3 separate regions of the Mus musculus genome follow, and all the other regions are linked to region 2. A link is a loop called in an ENCODE intact Hi-C map of the cell type or tissue named here. Cell type or tissue: heart. All regions are shown on one strand.

Region 1 (8,000 bases), 890 kb after region 2:
TATATCATTTAGAAAAGTGGACATTACATGTCTGTTTACTTTATTCAACTTTCTGTAAATATAACTAATAGCCAATTCAAAGTGAGGTTGTCAACATTGAAAGAGACAAGTGTGTTGAACAGAGCTGACTGTAACTACTAAAAGATAACAAATATTATCCTCTTTATGTAATTAAGTTCCGTATACTTCCCATCCTCTTCTGCAATCAAAATACCTGGGAAATTTGTTTATCTCAGTTCTTTAGATTGTTATATTCTCTAAGAATGTGAATCAAACCAGCTGGTTATTTTTCCATGTGTAAATATGCCTTCCACAACATAAAACCTCATAACCATCCAGGAAGATTTGTTTTGTTTGTTTGAAACTTAAAGAGAATGTAACCTCTGGTTATCAAATTGTGTGTGCCTATCCCAACGCTTGTCTGTTCACCTCTTTACTTTCCTCACATGATGAGCTCCTTCGTATTTAAGATTCCTAGAAAATTACAGGGTTTTTTCAAAGTCAATCACCGCACTGTCCTAAGTACAAAGAAAGGAAACTCCAGTGTTGGAGTCTCCAGTACATCCATCTCCCACATAAGCTAAGAGTCCTTTCACACAAAAATTCTGTAACAGTATCCAAAAACATAAGGCTTTGTTGAAAGACTGATAAACTGTATATAGTTATTATATCCTTGCACAATTTCCTTTTAATTACTTGATTTGTTGCAATAGACAAAGGCTACATTTTAACCATCTATGTATAAAATGAATTTGTTGTATTCATATTTAAACTGAATGTCAAAAATCATTCTGTAATACATTCTACTTTTGGATATCTGAAAATGAACTTCAGGTCTATCTATCCTTTTCGACTGTGTGTCTTCAGCCACTAACCCAGACAGAGCTACCTTCAGGCTTCTCTTCTCCTTAAAAGCCAGCAACTTGATTACAGTTAAGAATTCTTTCACTTAATTTTGGGTAACAATTATGCCCAGGACTGTTTTAAGGAAGTGTTGAGCTGAACAAACTTCTGAACCTGATTAACTGAAGGAATAGAGGGATGGAATGAGGGATGCAAGAAAGAAAGGAAGGAGGAAAAAGAAGTAAAACTCTAATGCAGACATAAAATATTATGGCCCCAACGATCCCAGTGCCTATAACTATATTCACTCTATTAATGGAGATACAAATAAATCAAAACTGTAAATTGTGTTTAACAGCATTAAACAAACACTACATTTAAAAATTCCAGCACACTGAGAATATCCTTAGTCATAATTCATAGTGACAGAAAAGATAAACAGGGCTCTTCACAGCATTAAACATTGCCCGAGGTATGTCACACTGCGACTTTGGGATGCAGCTATCTGAAAGCCCATCTCCCCTTCAGTTTCTACCTCAAATGCAGGCACTGGTTTCTCAGTCTTCTCTCCACTGCTGCCTAAGCCAAACTCTTGGGAGCTAGGACACCATGCAAAGATGTGCCTTCCAGTCAAACTTGTTTTCCAAAGTAAATCTCTGCAAATACTTCCAGTTGGAAAATGTCCAGTTCTGCTACTTGACACCAGGGAATCACCTCCTCCCTTGGGGCTTACCTGCAACTAAGTAAGTCTACTTCCATGTTCCTCGTGGGTATGTTGGGAGTATTTTAAGGGCTTCTTGAATCTGTGACTGCAAAGATGCATACCTCATACAGTACCGGGAGTCTTTCACACACTTAATTCCTCCCCTAAGCCCCTGAGTAGAACTCACCCAGGCTACTTCATGCACCTCACATCCCAAGACCTGTCCACCTGGAAGCAAGGAGCAGTCTAGGAATGAGCCCAGAGATCAAGGAGCTGAGTGGATTTCAACATGTGGTGAGAAGAAAGGTGGGGGAGGGATTCAAATCTTGCAGCTAGCAGCTGTCCACTTAGTGGTTTAAATCTGTTGGTTAAAGAGCTGAATAAACAAATACACAGATGGGTCTAGTTCCCTTGGGGGGAATCCCGATTGTGAGGACCGCCCCCCCCCCCCAAGTCCTGGACAGTTTGGCCTCTGGACTCTACCCTGCGCAAAATGCAAATGCAAAATGATTTCACTTTCAAAGGACCGAAAGCCTTCACACATCTGTGTCTTGAATGTTTTTTCTAATAATAAAAGCATGGCCCTTTGCTTTCCAGGTCCCGGGACACTTACCTATGAGTTTTTAGGGACTAAAGTTAGGAAGGCAACTTTTTTTCCTGTCCAAGCACTAGTTGGGTGCGGGCCCTCGTTAAGATGGAGATTCAGGGCACTTCTGGCCTGAGGGTAGGGAGAGGTGCACCTACAGTGCCTGTGATCACCTGGAGAGTCTAGCCAGCACCTACAGTCACAAATGCCTCTCCAAGAGCATGTAGTGGAGGCTGGAGTTGATCTTCCCTCACTCGCAGCACTGATCCCAGCCACTTAAGACTCATGGGTTTGAAAGAAAGAAAGAAAGAAAGAAAGAAAGAAAGAAAGAAAGAAAGAAAGAAAGAGAGAGAGAGATAAGAAAAAAGGAAGGAAGAGAGGAAGGAAGGAAGGAAGAAAGGAGAGAAGGAAGGAAGAAAAAAGGAAGGAAGGAAGGAAGGAAGGAAGGAAGGAAGGAGAGAAGGAAGGAAGGAGAAAGAAAAAAAAAGGCTAGGGAGAAACCCTTTCTCACCAAGGTGTCTGTGCCCCTCCCACATGCCCTCTCCCAGGGGCTGCAAGCTGTGACACCCACACACAGAACAAGGAGCACTTCCCAAAGTGGAAGGAAAGTAAAACCAGGACGGATCCATTGGGAAGCCGCAGGCCTTGCTGGCTAGCAGACAAGTGGAAGAGAGTGATCAGGAGTGGCCCGAGAAATGCATGGTTATCTCAGGAGTCACTAGGGGCCAGGAGTTTCTTAACTAGAGAGAAAAGAAGTGTCCCCTTGATGCCTCTCTGGTTCCTGGATAAGTACTTCTGAGATGAAAGCAGAAGTGCTGAAGACCCAAGAAACGCGCACTTGCCCGCTTTAGTAAATAAAGGTCAGCAGTCTCATCAATAAAGTGTGCGCTTCTAACCACCACATGTTTCTACTGCTGTCTCTCTTCCCTAGAGGGAGTGGGAGGGAAGAGGGAAAGACAACAAACATTTTTTTATAAGAGTAAACAAACGCATCTGGTGTTTCGACACATTTCTTCCTCCAGCATCTCTGGACGATACAACAATCTGCATATTCAAAACGAAAATAAATAAATAAATGAATAAATAAATAAATAATTCATCCCGGAGCCCACAGAGAAATCTCATTTTCCTGCACACCCCTTTCCCCATCACACAGCAAAATGCAAAGAAACAACAAGTGGCGATGTTGGGTCTCGACGCAAATGCGACCCCTGCCCTATGTGGAAATCTGACACATGTCACCCTGGCCCCGCAGCGCGGAGCAGCAGGCTCTGGGGCGAAACTTTGCTGCGCGACCGGATCAGCGTGGAGCAAAGTCGCAGTCTGGCCGCGCGTGGCTGTGCTTGGGACAGGGTGGGGTGCGGAGTGCAGAGCGTCTGAGTGAGGGCGAAGAAACTTACCGCGATCGGGGACCCCGAGGGCAGCGTCCCAGGAGGTGGCACCCGCTGTGCACCCAGGCAGAAGCCCCGGAACAACACACCCACGCTCGAGTCCCGGCAGCCGCGGCCGCGAGTTCGGGGACACCAGGGGAGGGGGGACCCGAGGAAGCTGCGGCGGGAAGTCGCGGCCGCGGCATAAATGCCCTGGGCGGGCACTGACGGATGAACTGCTGGTGGCGCCGGGCTCCGGCCGGGACGAAGCTGCGGCCGGGGAGCTGCACGCGCCGGCGTGTCTCGCGCTTTCTCGGAGGCTCGCGCTGTCTCGCGCTGGCAGCTCCCCCCACAACCCGGATCTCTGTATGTATGTGTGTGTTGGTGTGTGTGTGTGTCTGTGTGTATGTGTGTGCGCGCGCGCTTGTATGTGTGTGTGTGTGTGTGCGTATGTGAGTGTATGTGTGCGTGCACCGGCGGGCGCGCGCACCCGGGCGCGCGCGCGAGTTGTTGGCGATGCAAACTATGCACACACTGAGAGCAGAGCAGCTTCTCCTATGAGGGGCGGGCAGGGGGAAGGGACCTCCTAGAACACTCTTAAGTACTGTTGGGGCACTTGTTTTGTCTTACTTTGCTAAGTTGGGGTTGTTGTTGTTGTTGATGATGATTATGATGATGATTTTTTTAAAGTGGTTTGAACTCCATCAATCTCTTCATGCCCCCCCCCCAACTTTTTCCAGAGATGGGAGAAATCGCGGGCCAGAATGTTGCTGGGCTTTGCGGTGGAGCCTCCTGGATGACGTCAGGTCCACCTGCTATGTAAACAACTTGCTAGAGAACTTGTTTGTTCTGCCCCGTTTCCCCCACCCCCACCCTTCTCCCCACCTCCAGCTCCGCCTCCTCCTGCCGCCCCAGACGGCGAGTCGGGGATGGGGGTGGGGAGGGAGGCGAGAACAAAACCGTATGCTGTATTGGCACAGCCGAGTTGTGTCTGCTGCTTCTTGGCAGTCCCCAAAGTACGTCCTCTCAGCAGACGGAGCTGCTGGCAAATGAAACAGGGGATTCCACGTGAAGTGCAGAAAACCTAGAAGGGATCCGAAGCCTTTGGTGGCAGGTAGTTAAAGCACAGAGTGTCACAGAGGGAGCCCGCGCCAACACAGCCACGCTGATTGGCCTTTCTCTCCTGTGTGTGCGCCTCTGCGGCCTGGATGGAGAGGCAGAACCTTTCTCACTCTTGGTTGTCGTGGCTCCTGTCTCACTTGGGGCCAGTACTGCTAGGGCTTCCATGTAGTCGCGCAGCCCAGGTCACCGAAGCGGGACTTGGAAAAAGAGATGGCACCACCAAGGTGTAATTTTGTTTTTAAAGTATGAGGCTTTGGGGACTGACTGGATCAATGACTAGGGAGAAAAAAATAACAGGAATGAAAGAAAAGTAGAAATTGCCAGAACCCGCTCGCAGTGCACTTCAAAGCTGTGTCCCCGGTGTTGGGGGATGCTCCGGCTCGGTTTCTGCCACCAGGTCCCTCCTCCACTGTGCGTGGTGCGACCTAGCTGGCTGGTCTGAGCAGGACCAAGAAAGAGATGACAGAGAAAGGGCCGGAGGAGATCAAGGCGGGCCCTGAAGGGTCTTGTGACTTGAATCTGGGAGGGTGTTTCTAAGATGCCCCTCTCCACCCTAGCTTGGGAAGGAAGTTCCTTCCTGCGGTTCTCCCGCCAGCCCCTCCCGGGCCACTGGCCCCCTAACCCTTAGCCGTCGGCGTTCAATACGCGCCGCCGCGGGAGCTTGCAGCCTAGCTGCTGAATCTGTCACGCAGCGATTCCACCGGCGCAGAAACTTTCCACTAAATAGCTATAGCCAAGAAGCCGGGGATGGGGGTTGGGGGGGACACGGAGTTGGGCTAGGCTGCCTTCTAGCTATTCTCCGGAGAGAAATAGCTGCGAACTTTCACACAGCTTTATTCAGTACAAGAGGGGATGGTGGGATGGGGTGGCCAAAGATCAGCATCAACACGTGCCTTTTTAGTTTTTCCCTTCCTCAAACACCAACTGGCCCTTTCTCTAAAGGGCAGAGAGAAGGACCCCTCCCTCCCTCCCCCCCCTCTCTCTCTCTCTCTCTCTCTCTCTCACACACACACACACACACACACACACACACACACACACACACACACACACACACACTTCAGAACCTGCAGTTCTCTATAGGGAGGAAGCGGCGACCCTGGCACCCACATCTGTAAACACACCGCCAGGTTTGCTAGAGAAACCAACTTTTGTCAATAAGCCACAGGGCTGGTCGCGGCAAGTCCGCCTTAGCCCGGAGCGCGAGGAATTGGGGTGAGATTTGGCTTTGAATTGGGGAGCTTTCTGTGAACCTTTAAAACTCTGGTCGTCCTGAGTGCTCTGCTCGCAAATGATATCCGCACTCTTTCAAGTGGTCTTTTGAGAAATGAAGACTCAGGAGTCTGCAGAGTCCGAATCTTTTTAAGAAAGGAAACAGCTCTCGCTAGTATTAAGAAAGGATCCAAAAGCTGCCTCCACCCCACCCCACCCCGCTTCTGAAAGGTGGGGGGTTAGGCGGCTGTGCTTCACCAGCAAACCTAAATAAAATATACTCTGAGTTAATTTGAAATGCTTTAGAAAAAGAGAAGAGTAGACAACTCACGTGGGAAACCTTGAAAACCCAAAGGCGGTGGATTTCCCTGGGCCTGGTGTATAAAGGTAACCGAATAATCTAAAGGTTTCCAGAGCCTCTTTGCCATTATTCCTCCCTCCCCGAATATACACCCACCCCAGTTAAGTCTCCTTCTCGCCAGGTGTACTGAGAAAGTAGAGAAGAATGACTACAGAGGAGTCTGGACCCTCCTAAATTAGGTTTGAATTCCTAAAGAGAAGAAAAATATTTCTTTCTCAGGGATGAGAGATGGACGTGGGGGTAGGGGGAGGTGTCTTTTACTCTTCCATCCATAAAGACACGTTTTGAGGATATTTGACGTTCCTATCCTAGGAGTCTCCAAAGCAAGCAGTTAGAGTTTCCAGAGGATACAGAAGGCCGTGCAACCCAGCATGAGCGGCCTGCTCACTCTTCCCAAGATTCTCGCAGGAATCTGACACAGCAGACCCCATGCTCCCCTGCTTTTCTGCGCCCCACAGTATTTAGCTTGCCTGCAGCAGTGCCCTAGGCCACTAGCCATTCCCGATGGAAGGACACACAGAGAGTGGAAAAAGCAGGTCTTGCTCGGAATTGCTGCCCTCCTGGGACCTTCAACCACAGCCAATGGGCTGGGCCCGGGTTCGAGAGGTGAAAGTTCAGGCCCCGGGCTCGCCCCTAGCTCCGCTGCTCAAGTCGCCTCTCTCACAGCTCCTTCACCCTCGGCCCCTCTGCAATCCCAGCCCGGCTACCAGGGGCTGCCACGGTGGCACGTAGTTTGTTGATGGGTGGTCATAAAATATATTTATTTGCAATTCCTTGAACTCGCCCACCACCCCCGCCCCGCGATGTGGCCCTGAACACTGCAGGCTTTGTTCTCCTGAGCTGGCTGCTGGAGCCGGCCGGGATTTAGCGCGCGAGCAGACTCCAAAAAAAAAAAAAAAAAAAAAGTTGCAGTATCATAATAGGAAAACCGGGTTTCCGCAGCCTAGGGAAATGCCAAAAGGGCAAACGGCAACGAATAGTTCTCTTTTTGCACCAGTCACCCATCAGCTCTCTAGATCACCACAGTCTTTCAACCAAAGGCTGGATGCCTTGGAAAGAGGGTAAGTCAAATTATGACCCTGAAGTCGCCAAGGAGCCCCTAGCCACACGTGAATCTGCGAAAGTCATTCAACATGCTTCCAAGGAAAAGTTGATCAGGGTTACTAGGTGAATAAGCGTTTTCACCACTTGGATCTTGAACCTCTATCAGGAAAATTTGTTTGATATGACGTTTATTTTATGACGAAACCGCAAATCAACAAAATCTGAAAGACTGCTCTATTAGGGTGCTAAAGAAAGATAAATTCGTTTGAAGTGGTATCTGTCAGAGAATTTTGCACGAAATAAACCACACCAAATGGGACCAAGTGAAGAAAACAGTATATGCGAATAATGTTTTAGAAGTGGTGGTTTAATATAGACCTTTATTTCTGAGTGAGTCGCTTGATCTTAAGTTGTTATAAAAATATAGTCATTCACAGGCTTGGGCTTTTATTCTCTCCAAACTTTGAGTTAAACATGAGCCACTTTTCTTCTTCTTCTTTTTTTTTCTTCTTCCCCGCTGTTTTATTGGTGTAATTGTGACAACCTAAAAGTTAAATGACTACTTAGTTCGAAATCAAGAGATGAACAATCCAGAATCACGTTTTTCTCTTTAGATATACCATCTTCAAGGTTATGCTATTAATCCAGAAGCTATTGACAACAAATAAAGTTTAAAGACAAGAGAAAATATTTTCTTTCACACAGGCAAAAAGACAAGTGTCCAAAGGGCCTGTTTTTATGTGTTATAGTTGTGGGAAC
Region 2 (8,000 bases):
ACTGAGAGGAGGACTCAGCTCAAGACCAACAGCTACTGTAACTTTAGGAAAAACAAAGGAACAGGGCAGCAGGAAAGAGCTTAGAAGAACACATCAAAATAAATCATTAGCAGGACGTTTGACTTTAAAAGCATCATCAAATCAAAGAAAAACATTCTCTTAGGAATTATTGCTGTCACAGTCCCAAGCCAAGGTCGACACTGGTAAGCCTGAGCTGCAGCCCATCTGAGGGGCTTGCAGCCCCAACCCATGCTGAAAGTAACAACCCAAAGGAGAAATAACCCCTTAGCCACTGGGGGAATTGTCTGTGACTGATCTCAGGAACTCTGTTTTGTTGAAAATGAAACTGAAGGTTTTGTCCGGGAGAACAGCCAGTTTATAATGAAAGTATCGCAGACCAGTATGTTGCCAAACTTACTAGGAAATATCGACATCAGCGAGGCAGTTTGATCGAGCCAAGACTTCATCAAGTGCCATCAAGAGACAATTTGAATGATACACTCAAGTCTATGATAGACAAGTCTTTTTCTTTCTTCCTTTCATTTCTTCCTCATGAGATGCAGTACGACAGGTACTCTTAATTTCTTGGAACAAAGATATGCGATACAGGAAGTAGAATACAAGAACAGGCAGAGAGCAGAGAATTCTCAGAATTGCCCACAACCCATTTTTTGAGTGAAGAATGATGTGTGTGCCTCTTATCTTGACTAATCTGGAGTAATGTTTCCTATGACTTAAAGTGCTTGAACACTATTTTCCTTTCTGGGTAACGAGTATGTAAACGAGAGAGTGAGAAGCAAAAAGATCCATTAGCACTTGACGAACCCAGGGAAGCAATGCTGGGTCAGAACTTGCAGAGGGATACACCATTAGTGTTTGAGAACACTGCTTTGAGATCAGTTTTACCATCAGGGTAAAGAGTGCCCAGAGTTACTCACACATCTCTCTGCTGAGGGGTGGTGTACACTGCACTGGGGCAGGGCCTGACAGGGGAGTGCATTTCTGATATTACATCACTGACCCCAGAAACTTCATCCCTGCCTTTGTTGTTTCTTAATAGAGAATGGAAAAGCAGGCCAGAGGTACGTTTGACTTATTCGGAGTCGAAGCTACAATGACTGAATGTGTCTACCCTTTGCAAAAATCCAGCTGGTAGGGCCTGACACAAGTATCTCCCCAGGAGTTCTGCTTTTCAAGTGCATGTAGTGTGCGTGGGTGAGGCATATTTATGAATTCTGCACAGTAGCTCAGCTGCAGGCAAATGCCTGACTCAAGACAGGGGCTGTGCAGCACTCCTGGCCCCCAGCCGTTGACTGACCACCTGTCTGAGAAACAGGCCCAGAGGTCACCGCCTACACAGAGCCTCTGGCACATGGCGGTCCCTAAGGCTCTGGGCCATGGCTAGAAAACAGAGGCAACATTTTCCTAATGGAGGGGAAAGAGAGCTAGGTCAGGAGGTTTTTCAAAAGAAAGTTTGAGAAGAGTTATATTTTCCATGCAGAGCTGACTTTGGGGAAATGAACAATCGTCTTCATTATCATCTTTCTCCTTTACAAATTCAGAAGAGTATTAGAAAAAGAAACACCCTGACCTCCTGCACCCACGAAGGGACACCTCAGTAGCTTCCCTGCCCCATACCCAAGCCCTGGAACCCACATGGTCCAATGGAAAGGTTACTGTACGGCAAAGACAGATAGCCTGACCTGTCGTTCCCCCCACCCCCTCTTTATTCTGTTGCCAGCATTGTACACAGCTAATGCATTCAGTATTCCAAACTGCTAGATTTGATCCAGAACTTGGTCTCAACTACAGCACTAGTCCAAGAACTCTGTTTGAAGGAACTTTTTACAGTCTAGGAAGGCAATGTTTATATCAGAGGAACTATTGTTTCACAGAAGTTTAACACAGAAATCTGAAGAGGCAATGGCATTTCAAGTGTTAGATAGTCTCTATAAATCACTACATTTTCATTTTCTATTTATTGAGTACAGTATATGATGTGCATTTGAGTAAAGGTGAGCTCTCTCTCTCTCTCTCTCTCTCTCTCTCTCTCTCTCTCTCTCTCTCTCTCTCATTTTGGCACAGTGTGCACTGAGGTCAGAGGGCAGCTTACTGGGATCTTTCTCTCCTTTTAGCATGTGGGTTCTGGGAGTTAAACTAAGGTCACCAGGCTCAGAGGCACCCCACCTTTGGGCCTTGAGTCATGTTTCTGCCTCACAGGCACTTGCCTAGAATATTTTACATGTAAAGTTAATTCGATATCTGACTTGAGAGTGGCTAAAATATCAGTGATGATGCAAATTATAGCAAGATATTTAAGATGGCAAATCTGATAGAATGCCACTGTCCCCGGAGACGTGATGAACACTAAACGAATATGGAATTAACAGATGACACTTGCTAAGTACTAGCCGTGTGATGGCTGTGATGATAGTGGTGTGTTGATTGTGGGGGTGGTGGGAGTTGTGGTAGTAGTGCCCGATGGGGTGGGGGAATGATAGCATCAAAATATGGTTCCAGGAGGACTATAACTCTCCTCCTATGTCCAGCCAGGCTCTGTAGTATAGCGATAGCGACTATTCTCCTCAAATTCAGGAAGGCTTGGGAAAAACTGCTCAGATACAAAAGAGGACGAAGCACCAAACGTAACTAATTCTAAGAGACAGACAGTGCAGAAGAATGAAACAGAAACCCAGCCCAAAACAAGTAATCTGTGTCTGGCTATAGCAGAAGCTTTCAAAATAATAGTCTAGTTTTCCATAGTGCAATGATTATCTGTTTTCTTCAGAAGCAAGAAAGCTGGGAGAAAAAAAAAGGTAATATTACATGTTTTTTAAAAAATGTATTTGGTGCTATTTTTAAGTTGATCATTGGTAAAATATGTAATGTAAGGTTGAGTATAGCTTTGAATAATAAATTCTATAATACTTTACTTAGTCACAAAAAGCATTTTGAAGAATTTCTATAAAGCTCAGAAGGTAAAGGTACTTGCCACCAAGGTAGGTGACCTAAGTTTGATTCCCAGGACCCATGTGGTAAGAGAGAACTGACTCTGATAAGTTTTGCACTTCACAAGTGCAACACACACACACACACACACACACACACACACACACACACACTGCCCCGTAAGTAAATAAATATAGCATTTATTAAGAAAGCATTGTTTTGTTTGTAAGCAGTCTGCATACTTTGGTAATAATGCCTCTTATAGTCAGGACAAAACAAATGTGAAAAAGTCCTCTAGTTTTAATGAAAATAAGTATTTGAATAAAAATGATGGAAAACTTCTTTCCAGATGCCGAATTTAACATTTTCCCCAATTTTATTTTCCAAGCTACATTTATTTCACAGCTAAAATTTTGGCTCGCCTCTTGTTACTTATGTCTTTGGTTTAAGAATTGTGCAGGGCATATTTCAAAAGAACTCGGTTTTTTAAACGGCAAAAGGCTCACAATGATGTGCCCACTATACTCTATGAAGTGATGATGATGATGATGACGATGACGACGATGATGATGATAAGTAAACTAATATACTGGCCAGTCAGTGAGAGTAGTCTATTACAGACACTCATGGAGTTGGCCAGGTTGCCTATATCCAAAATCCCCTGGCAGATAGAAGTAAAAACATGGCAAGAGAAGGCATGAGTCAGGCTAAGAATTTCACAGGACAGGGATCACGCACAGTTCTCTGGACACTTGACTTGCCAGGGCTTGGCAGGTATACAAAGGGTGCGTCTGCCATCCAAATTACATAAAAGTCCCAAACAAAGCTGTCACTGCAGCAGGGTCCTCTCCTGCAGAGGCAGGACAGCTTGTCCAGCAGGGGGCACTACGTCCTACAGGCAGGAGATGTCTGGTCTAGGGAAGGCCCAGGATGTGTTCCTTAGCCTTGACAGAAGGGACAGGCCCCAAGCAAAGAGTCACAGCAGTCTAACACACACATACCGGGCAAGATGAAGAGACAGGCAGAGTGAGCAGCTACCCCGGGACAAGACACCAAAGCACAATTCAAAGCTGTGCACAGGAGGTAAATCCTATTATTTATGGAATTAATTTGTGACTAAAGGATGGTTGTTAGTCTTTCCACATCACCCTTTCTCAGCCTGTCTCATCCATTCATGTAATGTGATGTTTTTCAAAGGCATCATCGCAAGCTTCAGATGAGCAAGACAGCATGACACTAAAATTACAAGGTATACGTATCGCCACTTGAATTTAGTCCCCCAACAATTCTGAAGGCAAAACAACCTAAGGACGGGTTGGCGAGTGTCCTAAATGTGACAGCCGTGGTTTCTGGCCTGCTAAACAAGACGTTCTGTAGGCGTGTCGACTACTTTAAATTGTGGGAGAGGAGATAAAAATAAAAACCCTCTCCCTGAGCCGCTTCACAGTTCCCTCCGCACTTCATCCCTGCCACCCCCCAGCTGAGCCTTCTCTCAGTCACAGCTCATTACTTACCACTGCCATTCACACTACAAAAGGCTAGGCTGTAAGTTTCCAGGTGGCAAAGGCTGTTTGTGTTTGTTTGAACAAGCACAACAGGGGAAACCCTACTTGGGGGCACACAGACAAAAGGACTGCAGAGAGGAATCATCCTCCTGTCCTCCCCAAGTGTCACAGTTGGGAAATGTCACATTATTTAGGAGGACTGTGATGCTAGGAAGCTTAGACTGGCTTTTCCAGTCTGGCTCTCTCACTAATGGATTAAGAAATCTTAAGCAAGTCATTTGTCTCTGTGTTGGTAGGCATACAGCAGAGGGTTAATAACTGCTGAGCTCTTTTTAAGCACTAAGACTCCATCACCATGGAACCTGTTATCCAGAAGAATAGATTTTTAAATCTAGCTAGGGGTCTTCTCTTGACCTTTTAGAGCCATTTTTATATTTATTGTAATATTCATTTCTTTTTTAAAAAAAGATTTTATTTTTATTTATGAGAAACACAGACACAAACACAGACAGAGACAGAGAGAGACAGAGAAATAGAGACAGAGACAAAGACAGAGACAGAGAAAGAGACTCTGCCACGGTGTGCAGGTACTCCACAAGTCCATAGTGCCAGGTCTCGCAGAGCTAGGTTTACAGGTGGATGAGTGTCTCCTGCTGTGGCCGATGAGAACTAAGTGCAAGTACTCTGGAAGTGTTTTAAACCTTTGAGCTGTGTCTCCAACAAGTTCCCAATATACATGTTCACTTATGTGCGTTCATACCTGTGTGTGTGTTTGTGTGTGTGCATATGTGCCTGCATATGTCTGTTTGTGTGTCAGTGTGTGTGCATATGTGCCTGTGTGTGTCTGTCTGTCTCTGTCTCTCTCTCTCTCTCTTTCTCGCTCTCTCTCTCTGTGTATACACAAATGAGTGGCTGTGGGTACCCATGATGCACACTGAAGCCAGAAGGAGACATCAAGTGTCTTGTTAAATCACTCTCCCCTTCATCCCCTCAATACAGAATCTCTCTATGAACTTGGAGCTCAGAGGGCAGGCTGGAACTTGTCTGGCTGGTGACAGCACTGCTGAACCCCCTAATGCCCCGTTACATCACCAAACTCAGCTTTGACATGGGTGCTAGTGGACCAAACTCAAGTTGCATGGACAGCAAGCACTGGTCAATGTCCCCAGACTCTTACCAGCTAATGTTTGTCTCCATCCTTACTGAAATAAAGTACAATGGAAAACTAACTAAGGCTGAATAAAAGCAGAATAAAATTTGGATAAGCCTGAGGACTGGATAGCCTTAATGTGCATGAGCCTTAAAGTACCAGAGCCTTCAAGCAGAGGATGGGGGCTTTGTAAAAATGTTGGGCAATTATCAACACAAACACTACATTCTTTGACCACAGGACACACAAGGCAGGTAGTATCAGTCAGAGAAGACTTTTGAAATTGGCAAGATAGTAGGAAATGTGAAAAGTAACCACAGGGACAAAATACTCTCACCATTTTTTTCTCAGCAGAGGAACCCAGGGACAAGGCTTTGATGGTTAAATTCAACAAAAACTTACTGAGCACTGGCTTAATAGACAGACACTGGTCTAAGGACATAGACAAACCCCAAGAACATGATTTTAAGAAGAGCATAGTGCCACTAGAGTGTGACAACTGTCAATGTTCAGCTAGAGCCATAGTGCTAGGGGGTGCTGGTAAAGCTGGCTGCCACCTACACACCTACACACCTACACACCACCTTGCTTCCTATTTCCCAGGCCCTGCTAGTAAGAGTTTACAAATACCTCTTAATTAAACACAGAACTGTAAAATATAGCTGGTACGGTTATCCTTCAAAGTGAAATGAAGAGAGGAGTCCCTGTCGATTCAGATTTGCAGGGTGGAGCTGTGAAGGACGACAGCAGTGCACAAAGGGTTGATGGGGAAGTCAGAAGGGTCTATGAACTACATCTTAAAGAAGGACATGCTAATTGAGACAAAAGTAGGGAAATGTTCCACCCAGCAAAGGAATACAGCAAGGATGTGGGGTAGGTTTTTTTTTTTCCTTTAAATAATATGATGACTCAATTTTGTTGGAGCTAGATTAATCAAGAAGAAATCCTTCAATTTTCCATGTCAGAGACAAGGAGTCACAGAGGACACACAGTCACAATCACAGGATCAGTGGGGTCAAACAGGTGACTTTAAAGAGATATGAGGCATTAGAGTGATATAAGTTGACATGACACTGGTTGAGGAAGAAATAAAAAGAGAAGAGTCGAGTGTCACTTCCTGGCCTCTGGAGCCATTTACCAATGGAGAAATCTAGATTTGCTATAAAATTGATTTTCAGTATGACATGTCATCGATATGAGACATGTTAATCCTGAAGATACTCAAATGCGGGTATTCAAAAGGAGCAGATGCTGGCCTGAAGCCTGGGGAGCAGGCAGATCTGCAGGGAGTGGAAGGTACTGCAGCTTTCATAGTGAATGACATTGTGCAGTTTCCCAGGGAAAATATACCGGGTGACAAGAAAGGAGCTGAGCTGTCTGATCTGGAGAGTTGCTGTGGAATACTGTCCTTTAACTCTGCCATGGCTACTCACATCTTGAATTCACAACAGCTGCAATTATCCACATAAAACCCTCGCAAGGTAGGGCCCACTAACATTCCCTTGTGGAGAGGAGGCGTATGAAGTTGCTCTTGTGGGACCATAAACAGTTAATATTTGGGAGGATGGTTCTTCCTATATGTCACCACATATAAATTGCCCATAATCTTCAGTGAGGGTCCTGTAAGCATCCTCAGTGAAAATCACTATTAATCAAGGTAACTTGAATGCAATTAGTTATTTGATCTGTCATGGTGCTCTGTCTGGAATGAGCAGAAATTTGTATAAGTTTCCCAAGTAAAACTCACACAAGAGCAGTTAATAAGAAAAAAAAGAAAGAAAGAAAGAAAGAAAGAGAGAGAGAGAGAGAGAGAGAGAGAGAGAGAGAGAGAGAGAGAAAGAAAGAAAGAAAGAAAGAAAGAAAGAAAGAAAGAAAGAAAGAAAGAAAGAAAAACAGGAAAAGAGAGGTACAATAAAAGGAAAAGAAGGAGGAAAAAAATGTTTGAAGAGGTATGTTGGTATGTCAGGTACTCTGGCCAGGGAAATTCCAGGGATATGATGGGGATGTAGGTGAATAGCCAAGACATAGAGAATGACTAAAAACAGACAAAACAGAGGCCACAAAGGTACGAAATCTATCTGCCTATGGAACAATAATGAGAAATGTAAAAGAATGAGCAACTAAGAAAATATCTTAAACACACACTCACATGCATGAACACATATATGCATGCACACACATGTTCACATGCATGCATACACAATACACATGTTCATATGCATGAACACAAACACACATACTCCCATGCACACACACACACACACAATTCATATCCATGCATACACACATAACACGACACATACTATCATATGCACACACATGTTCACATGCAAACACTCAGAAGACACATACTTCCAGGCACACACATACACATATTTCGAAGTAGGAACTCATCT
Region 3 (8,000 bases), 950 kb after region 2:
AAATAGTTATCAGGTTTAACGTATGTATCATCACAAGCCTGCAAAAATAATCCTTAGCTTTTATCACTTGTTCATATGCTGGAAATCTACTAACAAAGCTCAGAAATTGCAAATATCCAACATTCAGTAAAACAATTAGATCATCAGAAAACAAAAGAATAATCTATATTTTGACAAAAAAATCACATTTGGGCTGTAATTTTTGGTCATATCTTCCATTTATTGAATCTTGGAACTGTAACTGGTTTGGTGATTTAAAATAACTATATCACAATTCTATATGATAAAGAAAAATACTGTTAATTAATCTAGTATTTTCTAGTTTATGATGGATCCAAAACACCATTCAATATTCATATTATATATTGATTTGTGGAAGAAACAAGCATAAATTTACAGAAAGAACAAAAAAGTTGCATACAAAATATTATAATGTATCTATATTGAAGCTGGTCTATTTCTAAAACAATGTAAAAAAAAACCAATTCATGTGAAGTTAGTAGTACACTTATAATGTTTAAATTCACTACAAATTTATCTGATTAATATAATATGATCCTCCATAAGCAAAGACAAATAAATCAATGAAATAAATCAATATTTCAAAAGTAAATCATTCATTCACAGTTGGTTTTAGCAAAGTTGTCAAGAATATGCAGTGAAATAAACAACAGGTCAAAGGATTATGGGATAACACACAAATTTTTAATTAAGATTTCTAACCTAATATTGTATAAAATTAACTCAATGTGGATCAAAGATCACAAAAATATGACTTAAAAAGCAATCACTGATATAAATTACTGTATACCTTAAACATGATAATACATACATTCAAAAGAAAAAATTTAAATTTCAATGAAGCATTTGGTTAAAAACTTCATCAAAAGTTGTAATAAAAAGAGTGAAAATGTTCTAGGACTATGGTTCAGTTAAGAAATGCGTTGTCTGGAAAGCATAAGGTCCTGACTTTTATCACTAGAGATTGTGTAAAAGAGCAGGGCATGCGGGACATGCTCATAGTCACAGTAGAGAAGAAGCAGAGAGAGGCAGACTCCTGAGTTTCACTGGCCTGACAGCCTAGCCAAGTCTGTTAATTTCATGCTGGGGAAAGACCCTGATACAGTCTTTTAGCGTTACAGATACACTGGTAAATACATATATACGCTTATGTGCTCCCATACACGCCCGCGTGCCACTTGCAAATAGTCTCCCTAACAAAAGACTGTCATCCAGAGTAAATATTTAAAGCCTGTTACAACATGCCCTAAGTCAAATTAGAGAACATTACAGAAATCCACAAGTGGTCAAAATGCAGAAGCCCATCTCACCATGGGATATTCATCTCCCATTGATGAACTAGTTCAACCCCTACACTTGATGCTTAGGGGACATTACCTGAGATTCAAAAGAAAATTGTTAAGAGCCACATGATCATGTTATCTTCTGCCACAAGATAATATTTCTTTTTTTTTTTAAACAATTTTTTATTAGACATTTTCTTCATTTACAGTTCAAATGCTATCCTGAAAGTCCCTTATACCCTTCCCCCACCTGCTCCCCAACCCACCCACTCTTGCTTTCTGGCCCTGGTATTCCCCTGTATTGGGGCATATAATCTTTGCAAGACCAGGGGCCTCTCCTCCCAATGATGGCCAACTAGGCCAACAAGATATTATTATATAGATGACAGCAAGCTGTATCTATGAAATCTTAACGATATGGTCATCTAACCAAGATGTGTGCCATTTTAATACCAGTTAACATGTACTGGGTTTGGGGAAAACTCACAAGGCCCTATCCAGAGATGAAGAGCTATAGGCAATTATGGCTGCTAAGTGAGCAAATTAGTCCTTTTTAAGAAAAAATCCTTGACAGGCTATCTAAACCTAAGTGGACAGCTCTAAACAACTATACATAGGAAGAACACTAGATGGACCTAGTATGGTAAGGAGGAGACATAATCATAGGCTATTGTAAACAATAGGAACTTATTCTCAGAGTCCTGAAGGTTGGAAGTCCAGAGTCAGGATGCCAGTCTGAGTAAGGTTTGCTTCTCATGGTGTCTTCATGTGGGAAGCACAATGCAAGAAAGCCGTTTATTGTCTCTCTTTAAGAGTATTTATTCTACAGGAGTGTATTCCACCTCATGTTCTCTTCACCTCAGAAATTTCCCACTTCCCAGAACCCTGCAGAGCTCAAAACCTGACACTGTGGGACATCTATTAAGTCCTTGACACTAATAAACATAGATATTTTCTCCACTATTCAGAAATATAGAGATTAAAACAACATATTTTTCATCAAATAAAACAGAAAAACATAAAAGTCAATAAATATTACTGTTTGTAAGCTGGGGAAATATATAGTGTCAGCACTGTGTTGGTGAGAATAGAAAAACAAAGGTATAAAGTCCTGAGGCTTTTTTTTTTTAACTTATTCACTTTGCATAATCCCTGCTGCCCCTTGCACACCCTGAGACTTTTAAGAAAAGTACCGAGGCATATTATACATGCTATACTTTAAATCAGAAGTTCATATTGTTTGTAGTAGATTAGCAGTAATACATAGGTACTGGTTTTATGAAATGTAGATATTTAAATTATGGATCACGGTGTCTCCTTCAAATACACATCAATTTTGTCATTTTGGCATCAGACAGTTTGTTTTCATGTAGGTAAAATGTGACAGTAAAAGGAAGCTTAACAATGAGACCATTTACTTTGCAATAGAACCAATTGCTTTGTTCTATGGGATCAGCTGTTTTGAGAAGACTTTTTAAGCATCTAGGATCTGAAGCAAACCGGAGCATAAGGGGCATCACCTTTTGATCAGGAACCCCCAGGGACCGTGCTCCGCAGGGCATGCTCCAGGACAGTGAGCCACTGCCACAGGAATGGCATTGGGTGAGAGGTATATCTGGGTATAGGTCACAAACCTGTATTTAACCAAAAGATAAAACAACTAGTTTCAATAAATGTGTAAGTAAGAATGAGAGTGACCAGAGTAGATCAATAAATTTCTCAATATACAATGACTTAAGCTACTTTTTATTTATGAAAATCACTAAAATGCCCATTGTTTTTTTCTGTATAGAATAGACATTTAAATTCATAATTTGATTTTCAATTTTAAAATTATAGCCTTGGTAAAGATTATCTGCACAACTGTTAAGCCGGTTGTTTACTGTCACTACTTCTGATTAAAGGAAAGTTTTCTATAATTAAAATTGAGAAATATGTAATAGATAATTTCACTTCTTGCCTATAGCTTTCCAAGTTATATTTAGTTATGTTTTTATTGATAAACTTAGAGTTTTAATTAATGCCTGGAAGGAGAAAATCATACTAGATCACCCCAAACACGCTGGTTGCTGACAAGGAAAAGCAAGATCCCTACCTTTTTTTTTTTTTTTTTCAGGAAATAGAAGACATTTGAAAGGCACATCACTGAAAAAGTTCTAATCCAGCACAGCATATTGCAAGCTGCTTGCTTTCTTCTATTCCCAGTACCGACAGAGAAAATTGCCATCAGTAGATACATGATATGTATCTGTTAGGTTAAGGAAGCCCAGCTCCCTTTATCTGCATTTATTCATGGCAAGTTTACTTTCCAAGGCTGTAGAGTTGCTTTGCACCCAGGGACATCTGGACTCTTGCCTGTTTGTGTCTTCATTTCATATCCCACTAGAACAATGACTTAAAAGATATTGTCTACTGGTCATGAAAAGCTGGCCTATCAATACTTTTGGCTGATAGTTCTATCCATATGAGAACACCATAGTTTTATACAGTTTCCTGAAATACAAAATTTTAATTTTAGTCAATATTTAACACATGATTCCTGAAAGATAATGACACTGAAGCTGGATCTTACCAAGCCTGTTATATTCAAGTACTTTTATTATATTTTCTGTTATGAAAATATTGTTCGGTCAACAGGCAAGATGGACTGGCATGTCATTCTGCTAGACTCCATCTCCTTCTACACATATACATACTGCTCCCAAAATCTAAAATGAGGATCCATATTTTAAAGGAAATTATGTCTTGTACACAATTAGTTTTTGTTTTTCAAACCAGAAATGAGATTGATCATCGCATGAAGGACCCCAAACTTCTGAGTTTATTTTTGACCCCGAGAACTATCTGGTGGTATACCTTAATTTCCATAATAAAGGATGGAGGCCTGGAGTAACTTACATAAAAGTCCTTGGCAGTAGCAAGTGTTATAAATTAAAATGAATATCTAGAGTGATCGTTGAAAGTCAGAGCTGTGCACCGAGCCTCTGTATAATGTACTCTGTGTGGCTGGCATTGCTAAACAGACGAGCTGTCAGATTCTTTAGTGAATGAATATTCTGGGGTTCTTTCTCTGTCAACCAAGGTAGAGAACATGGCAGTAGTCAAACCTGGAGGTGACAAAACTTGAAGTAGTGTAATAAGTCTTGTATTTTGGAGGGTGATTTACAAGTGTAGGGAGTGAGTCGAAGCTCTCACACAGCACCTACACCATAATCCAAATGAAACTTTGGACTGAGAACATCACTATTAAGTTAAAGAGACATTCTCTTAGGATAGATTCCCTATACAGTAAAACCAGACCTTAGAATACAAAAGCAACATCTCTACAAAGGTCCAGCTTAACTCTTTCTACATAAAATCAAGAAAAATTATCTACTATGATTGTGACAGTTTAGTTGGGGAGAAGAAAGTTGTATTGTTACATTCAACAAGGAATGTTACCCTGGTGTTATTAACAGACCACACAAGGACATTTCAATTCAGCCAAAAAAGAATATTCTTTGTTTATCTACAAGACATTTGAATTCTTTATTACTGAATACTAAAATAAAAATGTTTGGATTCATTTTTACAAATGCTTTTTGTAAAAAAGGGCTTATAACTGTTAGCTTGAAATATGAATTTTTTTGAAAGGACTTATGAATTATGGCTATTTGGTGCCACCTAGTGGTGCACCTATTTTAAAATTAGTTTGCTTTTTCCCTGCCTTTGGAAAATTAAAGGAATATAATTAGAAAGTAACTGATATATCAAGTAAAAGAGATGAAAATTAGGACAAAATCCATCACACACGTGCATATGTTGACAGGATTGTCTTCTTTCGTCCACAGTGATGATATGGCTCTCCTTTCTCATTACAATGCTTTAGAACTAAAAGCATCGATTAGAGGTTGACAGGGTAGCATCCTATGCGGTTTTTATTTTCTTTCTTAATTGCCTGGTTTCTGAAATCGAGGCTAAATGAATACTTCAAAATCTTAGAAATGAGATGTCACCTCATAACAATTATTAACTGCATTATCAGTATAATGAAGACTTTATCAGTGTCTTTGTGATGGCAACATGAAAGTAACATAAGCATCATAACACAGACATTTTGTTTCTTTTGTGACAATTCCAAAGTATGTTTGTTTCAGAATTTAAAAATAATGGACATTCCAAATTTAGTGTCTTGCCATCTGGGAAGTATTATGGTATCTTCCCCCTCTTTTCTCCCTCTTCTTTCTCTGCCCTCTTGCTTTTCCCCTCATTCTGTCCCCCTTCCCTCCCACTTTAGCACCCTCCTCTCCCTCCCTCCTTCCCTGATTCCCTCCCTCCCTCTCCTCCCTCCCTTTCCTCATTCCCCTCCCTCCCCTCACCCCTATCTCCCTTTCTTCTCTCCTTCTTGTTCCTTCCTGCTTGTATTCTCCTTCTCTTTGGAATCTGATCCACTGGCCACTTTTACAAGCAGTATACTCACAGTGGCCAATCTCACAGTGGCCAATCCCTGTATTTAGTGGAGTGTGTCTTCAGGTGATGAGCAACCAATCTATTATGGGTGTGGGCTGACCCAGAGAGCACACATGGTGAGTGACTGGGTGTGTAGAATATGGTAGAAAGGAGGAATCTTAAGACTTGAGTTTGTGCTCTATTCTCTGAGAGCAGGATTTTTTTTTCTTTTTTCTTAATTTGATATTGTTTTGATATAACTTTCAATTCTTCTTCAGTATTATCCATTTCCTTACACTTTACACAAATATCTAAAATCCTGTCTTGCTGCTTCATTAAGGTGTTTCAGTTGTGTGTGTGTGTGTGTGTGTGTCTGTGTGTGTGTGTTAGGATTATGTGGTAGAAACCCATGTCTGAAAGAAATAAATCAGGAAGGAGACTTTCTCTTGTCTATATTGAGTAGTGCAGAAGAGCTCCTTTACAGCACAGTACGGTGTGGGGGGGGGAGGTGTGGTGGTTAGGGGGTTGGTTCTGCTTCCAAAAATTTCTGCTGTGCAGGGATTGTGGCAGAGTGGCCAGACCTCAGGAGGAAAGAGTGAAAACTTTATTTAGGCAAGGAAACACATATGTCTCAGTTATACTTCAAAAAAAAGGCAGCAAAGAGGAAGGGAAACATGGAAGGGAACAGCCCTACACTAAGATCTGTTCTACTGTCCAAAGCCAGATGGAACCCTTGACTCCACCCTATTTTGGGTAAAACCTGCCAGCCAACAACCTCACTCTGACACAATTCAAGAAAGAGAATGAGCTAATCTTCTAAGGATAAGAAGAAGGTGTCTTAGGAACTAGACATGAGTTGTCTGTCACAGAACAGTATTTTTTTTATAGACATTAGTGCCTGGGTTGTGAGAGCATCGCTGCTCTAAAATACAACACATCTCATTGCTACTTCAGTCAATTGACTTTTAATTTTATGCACACTTTATGGATATCTGCTAAACACACTGCTTTAGCACATCTCAGACATCTAATTAAACAAATATAGATATGTGTTTTCCTCAGTGTTGGATCTTGGAGTAAATTTTAGATGAGAAGTGCCCTTTGGTCTTGTGATTTGCAGTCATGTTTGAACCAGCACTCTGGGGTTGCCATTAAAATTACTTCTGTGCTTTTGTCTTTGCTGTTTAAATCCTTTTTTCGAGTATCTGTAATTTATTTAGAAATCTTTTTCTGTAGAATAAAGACATCTACTTTCTCTAAGGATATGTTATAAACACTGTAGGAAGAAGTATGGAAACGCCATTGCTAAAGATAAGACATGTTGGTATCAGTTCACAAATTACTTATGGGTTGCCCTGGGGTAAGGCACTTCAAACGCAACTGTAAGGGTAGATCATAGTCCTACCAAGTGAGACTTAGATGATTCACTTGATCATACCCGTGGTTTCTGACTTGAACTTGGTCTGTAGTTGTGAAAGATCCTGGCAGAATGTAAAAGGTCATAGAAGCCCTGAAATTGGTAAAATAGATTTTATTGTTAGTAGAACTGGCTTCACTGATTTAGAAAAATAAAGGTGCACAATGCTTTGGCCACTCCTCGAACCTGTGTGTCTGCCAATGTTCTGACCAGGTGTGTGCCCATTGCTGCACCTTCATTAGATTTTTTCCTTGTTTCCCTCCCATACCCATTTCTTGAAGAATTAATCATTTTAGAATAGATATTGTTTAGATCTGGAAATCCCCTAATCTCCCCCTTCTCCTTTCTCCCCTGAGGGCCTATAAAAACTGGGAACTCTTTCCCCTCAAGGTCGACTCCTCTACCCCTGCGTGGGATATGAGTCGTCCCCAGAGCTCTGGCTTTCCCCGAATAAAGCCTCATGTAGTTTGCAACAAGCTCGGTCTGTCGTGAGTTCTTGGGTGTCCGCTATTGTCCTGAGGCCTGAGTGAGGGGCTCCTCTCGGAGTCTTCCAGTTGCTAATTGCTTGTTTCTTCTTAACCCTCTGGTTTTCCAGACATTGATTGGCTTTAAGGGTGACATCCTTGGTGTCTTCTTGTTCTTCTTCCCTATACAAACATTGGCATCTGATGGACTCCTAAGTTGATTATGTCATCTGCTGGACCAGTAAGGGTTGATGAGCAAACCATTGGCTTCAATATCACAGATGTCTGTGCCTCATGCCTCATAGTTTGGTAAAGAAACACAAGGAAAGATGCCTGGTGGGTCAAATTGATTTAGAAACTTTGTAAAATCAGTAGGATCAATGAGCA

Evidence for each region. A loop is a pair of places that touch in the nucleus more often than their neighbours do. Peaks named below come from ENCODE experiments on the same cell type or tissue, not always from the same donor. Only the 100,000 strongest peaks of a DNase experiment are listed, where the experiment ranks them.
Region 1: a loop joins it to region 2, with 9 times the contacts of the local background. A loop is called at or near these places in 5 of 42 quality-filtered maps.
Region 3: a loop joins it to region 2, with 5 times the contacts of the local background. A loop is called at or near these places in 2 of 42 quality-filtered maps.

The regions. Positions count from the first base shown.
Region 1 is chr6:14,897,294-14,905,293 of GRCm38, reverse strand. It overlaps Foxp2 (forkhead box P2), which reads right to left and starts at 3,945. Exons shown (of 19, transcript NM_053242.4): 1 at 3,533-3,945. In heart, no CTCF peak of the experiment used is centred here; DNase peaks (open chromatin) are centred at 3,623, 4,473, 5,193 and 6,813; H3K4me3 peaks cover 5,971 bases; H3K27ac peaks cover 4,342 bases; H3K27me3 peaks cover 511 bases.
Region 2 is chr6:15,786,133-15,794,132 of GRCm38, reverse strand. The region is part of intron 4 of Mdfic (MyoD family inhibitor domain containing); the gene reads right to left. Among named protein-coding and RNA genes, the nearest start is that of Mdfic, 69 kb to the right of the region's middle. In heart, CTCF peaks have their summits at 286 and 3,818 (motif pointing right); DNase peaks (open chromatin) are centred at 1,302 and 3,812; H3K4me3 peaks cover 415 bases; H3K27ac peaks cover 262 bases.
Region 3 is chr6:14,836,071-14,844,070 of GRCm38, reverse strand. No RefSeq gene overlaps it. Among named protein-coding and RNA genes, the nearest start is that of Gm36300, 18 kb to the right of the region's middle. In heart, a CTCF peak has its summit at 4,980 (motif pointing left); no DNase peak of the experiment used is centred here.